2 separate regions of the Homo sapiens genome follow, and region 2 is linked to region 1. Evidence: chromatin contacts called from ENCODE Hi-C data. All regions are on one chromosome and are shown on one strand. Each heading gives the region's core, a stretch centred on a gene start or an enhancer-like site at or near the end of the contact. The rest is flanking DNA. Distances are from core to core; before and after follow the strand shown.

Region 1 (2,844 bases), core at 267-2,766:
GAGCCCAGGAACTCCTCAAGACCAGGAGTTTGCTTGAGCTCAGGAGTTCGAGGCTAGCCTGGGTAACGTGGCAAAACCCCCGTCTCTACAAAAAACTAAAAAATTAGCTGAGCATAGTGGCGTGCACCTGTGGTTCTAGCTACTTGGGAGGCTGAGGTGGGAGGATTGCTTGAGCCCAGGAGGTTGAGGCTGCAGCAAGTCATGATCACTCCACTGCCCTCCAGCCTGGGTGACAGAGTGAGACCCTGTCTGGAAAAAAAAAAAAAAAAAGAATTTAAGATATCCCAGTGACCAGTTCCAAGAAAGCCCCACCTGGGCCTGAGCACTGGCTCTAATGACAGGCGATTGATTACTCTTTGAACTCTGGGATCTGTCAGTGATGGTGGCAGGGGAGTCTGCGAAATTATCCTCAGTGACTGACTCCTTGGGCCACAGGCTGGGGCATGGTGTGGTGGTCCAAGGGCTTGTGTTCTACTGGACTCTTGGACCTGTGAACTTGTGTTTAGGGGTGGAAGTATTGTCCCTGACTAAGTCCTTGAGGCCAGCTCCCTCCTCCTCTCCCATGTAGCTACAGCTGTGGTGTGGCATGGCCAACCTCCCCAAAGGTGCTTGTGTAACTTGTTTTTCAAAGTCTTGGCAGGAGCTCTGGTCCTGAAGTGAGAAAGGGAAAGGGTGTTTACATTCTGGAAGAACAGTTCTGAGAAGTGTCTCACATCAGGGCTGTCCCTGAACAATCCTTGTTCCCCAGTATCTCTGGAAGCTTCTTTTCCTATGGGATGGCTGGTCACAATCATAGAGATGATCTTGGACCTAGAGGAAACAAGCTTGAACATGACAGAAGGTAGGCAGTGAGGAAGCGCTGGTCTGCCACCCAGGGTTTGCTGCCCTGTGTAAACTGCCCTCCCTGGAAAGGTGAGGAAGCTCTCCAGGACAAGACTGTTGTTGCCCCAGTGCCTCCTGCCGTGCCTGGAATAGAGCACAGGGCTACAAACAGGTGCTCCATAGACATTCACTAAGTAAATAAATTGTGAAAATACGTGGGCAAGAAAACATTTCAGAGGTCACATTGGTGCAAATTCTTAATTGACACCAGGTTAACAGCTTTCTCTGAATAGTACTTACATTAATAATAACAATGGTTACTATTTATTAAATACCTAGTGTCTGCCAAGCAAAGGGAGATATTATTTCCTTAAATCCCACAATAGTTCTACTAATAGGTAGACTCTCCCCAGTTAATAGCTGACAGCGCAGAGACTCATGGGCACAAATCTGAGAAACTTGCCTGAGGTTCACCCAACAAATTAGGATTCAAAGCCACTGCCTAGGAGGCCCTGATTATCCTCTTTCTGTTTCTCTGTGAGGCCCCTCTGTGCCCTGCTCACCTCCTGCTGGTCTCTGCTCCTGCCACAGCAGCGGGGAAACAGGAACCTTTAAAGAAGGCTGAGGTGCAGTTCCATCCCTCCTGGGGCGGGCAGTTGTGCATTCTTGCCATTTTTTTCCTCTTGCAAATAGGCTTGAAGTCAACGTAGAAAGGGCAATGCAAAAGCAGCCCCGTTCCAGATGTCTGCTTTGTCATACTTTAAAACACCCACCCATATTCAGGCCTGTCCATCCTTCATTCTGGCAGCCCTCCCCTCCCGCCTTGCCACCTGTCTCCATACACAGCTTTCCCTTTTCCTGTCCTTCCTCTTCTGATGGGTGTGAGGGCCAGATTTCACTTCACTAGAACAACCTTGCTACTAGTATTATTCTAGGGACAGGCCCTGGCACAAAATAAACACTCGATAAGTATGTGTTGAATTGCACTTTAAATTCTAGACAAAGGAGGAAAAAGCTTTGGATCCAGAAGAAAATAGAAAAGCTGGGAGTGGGGGTTAGGGTAACAATGAACTTGATCCTCTATCCCCTCTTTCCTCCCTCACTGCCTCCCTCCCTAAGCCCGGGCAGCAATGTACTTAGTATTACTGCTGTCATCTGATTACAGTAACATCCAAACAGATTGAAAAGCCCCAATCAATGCCAGAGCTGAAGTGCACACGCAGGGGGTTGTTCCCTTGGAAATGTTGCAGCTGTAATTACTCTCCAAAGAGAAAAATCTAAACAACTTTCTTGACCCTCTGGGGAGAGGAAGTAACAATTGAACTACAAGGGGCAGAAAGTCATTTCTGACGTACCGTGTGCGTGTGTGTGTGTGTATGTGTGGGTCCCCACCTTCGCAGTGTACTGTCCAGAGATCGTCTTTGACAGCCCTGCATTCAAACGCCGGGCTGTGGGTCGGCGGCGTGGTGCCTGCTGCTGCCGCCGCGGCAGCTGAGATCATGCTGTTGATCTTGTTTTACACAGAGCAGCCCAGCCTGTTGTGCCAGTACAGAATGTTCTCTTCTGTGAACTGAGTTTGAACTTTTCCAACCCACTTTGTTTGAGGAACCACACAGACAAAGAGGGAAAAGACAGGGAAGATAACCCCCAAATCGTTGAAATCGTGGTGATCTCTCGGATTTTGGCCTAGACCATTTGCTTTTTCGCTACTCAAAATTGACCATCCCAAGCATTACACTTCCTGAAAGAGCAAAGCGCCTGTGATGTCCGTTTTCTAAGACAGGACTTGGCATCAACTTTGGAAATTAACGAGTCTGTCACTGTCTCTCTTCAATTTCTTTTTTTCTTCTTAGGTGTTCAGGGAGTAACGGTAATAAAAGTTATTTTCCTTTAAAGGAAAGGTAAGGCCCCTTGTGCTGGTGACTTCTCTCTCAGTTGTTCAAGCTATTACAATATTCCAAATAGTGTTCCCAGTTTGCTGTTATAACTGGAAATAATTGATTGTAAGGATTTTGGGTCACT
Region 2 (2,759 bases), core at 161-2,660, 1.9 Mb after region 1:
TGTATCTAAATCCCAGGTTTAAGAACGGGGATGTGTGACCTATATGTTCCTTTATCTTGGTATCTCCTTAGATGCTATCCCTTAGGAGACACTCAATCAATAAAGATAATCCGACCCTTCCCCGAAAACACACCTCCACGGAGTGCGTGGAAAGCGAGCAAAAAATTTCACATTCATCAGCCTAAATGCACCAAACAAAGGAGGTGTTCCATTTCCTCCATGAAAACGGATCTCAGGATAAAAACGCAGCGACGTCGAGAAGCCCAAAAGACGACGCCGAGAACCCCCGGCCCCATGTTCCAATGGATTTTGGAACAAGTTCGGGTCCCACTGATACCCCATCCCCCTCTAAGCAAAGGCCTCACTCAATAAAGCCCAACAGGGCCCTCTCCGAAAACCACTGAGTCATGCAGAACAGCAGCTCAGCAGGCCCGGCCAGCCCTTCGCCTGCAGGCCCCACGCGGATCCCCGACCCCCGACCCCCGACCCCGAACGGCTCCTCTTAGGGGAGAGCTAGGGGGGGCTGCAACGGGCAGGGGGCGCGGCCGCCGCCTCGGCCTCTTTGTTTCTCTGGGTCGTGGTGCCCACGCCGGGCGCCGCCGCGGAGGCGAGCGGCCTAGAGGCCGGCCCCGCAGAGGCGGCACGCCGTGCATTGTTTCCCGACCGTGCTGTGGAGCGAGCCAGGGACGCCGGGAGCCAGGTCTCGGGCCACGACGACAGGATGACGCCTCCGTCTTTGTGCTTCCTGGGCTGGCGGGCGGGCTCCCCTCCCCCGGACGCCGCCATCCGCGGCCTGCTCCGGCTTCGCCATTGGCCCGCGGCGCCCCGGTCCCTTCACTCCCGCCCCCGGCCCGGCAACAAGGAGCCCGGCTCCCACCCGCAGCCCCGTATCACTCACCCTGCAGGGTCCCAAATGCGAAAGCCGGGTTCGCGCGCGAAGCCGGCACGATGAGGCCGGGCCGAGGCCTCCGGGAAGGCTGAGCCGGGCGCCCTGGTGCCGCCGCCGCGGGCCGGGAGCGGGTCGGAGCAGCAGGCGGAGGTGGCGCCGCCGCCGCCGCGGGGTCTTCCTTTGTTCCTGCAGCAGCGTCGAGCGTGGCCGGGACACGCCGGAGCTCGGGAAGTGGGAGGAGGGAAGCGAGGGGGGGCCGAGGAGGAGGTGGAGGGAGGACCGGCGGCCGCAGCGGCTAACGCTGCTCGAGGCGCTCGCCTGTCGTCGCCTCACGCCTCCACAGGCCGCAGGTTGGGCGGACGAGGAGGGCGAGCGGACCGCGCGCCGCGAGGCCTGGGGCCGTAAGGGCCCGCTGATGGCGCTCTTCGCCGCTCCTGCCACCGCCGGGGAAGCTGCGCGGCTCCCGGGAGCGAGCGAGCCCGCGTAGGAGATGCACACAGCTCCGCGTCCCGGCCGACTAACGCACTCGCCGCCCGGCGCCCGGGCTGTGAGGGAAAAGAGGGGGAGGGGGCGGGACCCGTGCGTCAGCGAAAACCCCGGCGGCGGCGGCGGCGGCGGGGAGCGCGGTGACGTCGCGGGCCCAAGGCCACGCCCCCGGTGCCCTGTCAGTAGGTCCAGGAGGCGGGGCCGAGACGGGTTGCTGTGCCTTCTCGCGGAGCCCAGCCACTGGCCTGGCAGTCGGCCCCTAGGGTGGAGCTGGGAAGAGCGAGTCCTGTGGAGGATGCGTTTCTATTTTTAACCCAATTGTCCGCCCTCAGCCTCCCTCCTTCGGATTTTCTCATTCAAACCCGTTTTTCGCCATCCTAGTTCTCACGCTTTGTCTCCAGCCCTGGGCAGACATTCCCTCCCCCAAGAATCGTAAGGATTCACCCCCAGAAAAGGAAAAGAATTGCCTTATGGCTTCGAGGTCTTTTCTGTTTATGAAACCTCCTCACTCCCCACACCCATTTTGAGCTCCGAAGTCCAGCCCGAGCGTGGCCCTGACGCAGCTGGCGGCGTGCGTTCGCTCGCCCAAGGTCACGGGTGGTTGTGCGGAGTGAGGAAACGCGCGGCCGCCCAGGGCTGCCAATGCCCCGGCGGCGCTGTTCTGAACAAACTGTTTTGGCCAGCCTGTGAAATCCCTGGAAATTGACGATTCCAGCAAAGCGTCGTGAACTGGGAAAGCACCAAATGTTCTACTCAAAAGCCGCGAAGGGACAAAACAAGCTAGACCCGAGGCCCAGATGAAGCGGGAGGAGGAGGCTTGCGAGAGGAAGTTCAAGGGGGGAGGTACTAGGCGGGCAGTTCAGGCACGAGGCACAGGTCCCCCATGGGTGAAAGGATGACTTTACCCGGAACACTGGGAACCTTTTCAGAGCACAAACAAAAAACATTTTCAACTGACCGCTCCAAGTGAATTTCAGTTCAACTCAAAATAACAAAATTACTAAGTCGGAAAGGACTTCTGAAATTTTCTAGTAAACAACGGTCTAACGAATACATAGAAATGATGTTTAGGGTTTATATTAGCCACATATAGAATGGAGAAGAGGTCCCTTCAGTGTTTCTCAAAGTTGGTAATCAGAAAAAAAATCACCTGGGGTGATTAAAGATTCCTACGCATCTCCCCTGGATATGGTTTTGGTTGTTCCGGGGTGGGAGCGGGGGTGGGGGGGGGCCCATATTGCGCTTCAGGTGGTCCTTATTTATAATCTGTATTTGGGGGAATGCTATACTGATAGCTTGAGCCACCACTGCCAAATCAAACAGTTCTCCGCCACAGTTAGCAAAGTACCTGGAGCATAACAACCTTTTGTTTTGTTTTTTAACA

What was found. A loop is a pair of places that touch in the nucleus more often than their neighbours do. Pooled maps may share reads with other maps.
Region 2: a loop to region 1 is called in a map of sigmoid colon, with 4 times the contacts of the local background. The contact joins the promoter of ZFAND5 here to the enhancer-like site in region 1. A Hi-C loop is called at or near these places in 1 of 168 maps with a recorded cell type or tissue (sigmoid colon) and 8 of 50 pooled maps.

Annotation. Positions count from the first base shown.
Region 1 is chr9:70,478,540-70,481,383 of GRCh38, forward strand. The region is part of intron 3 of KLF9-DT (KLF9 divergent transcript); the gene reads left to right. Among named protein-coding and RNA genes, the nearest start is that of KLF9, 65 kb to the left of the region's middle. Within about 2 kb of position 1,517, at least 28 of the 41 ENCODE cell types and tissues checked have a DNase peak (open chromatin) inside an H3K27ac peak, as active enhancers do; they include sigmoid colon, where a contact is called at or near this core.
Region 2 is chr9:72,363,798-72,366,556 of GRCh38, forward strand. It overlaps ZFAND5 (zinc finger AN1-type containing 5), which reads right to left and starts at 1,411. Exons shown (of 7, transcript NM_001102420.3): 1 at 899-1,411. RefSeq lists enhancers at 414-1,117, 1,118-1,822 and silencers at 430-1,259, 1,270-1,649.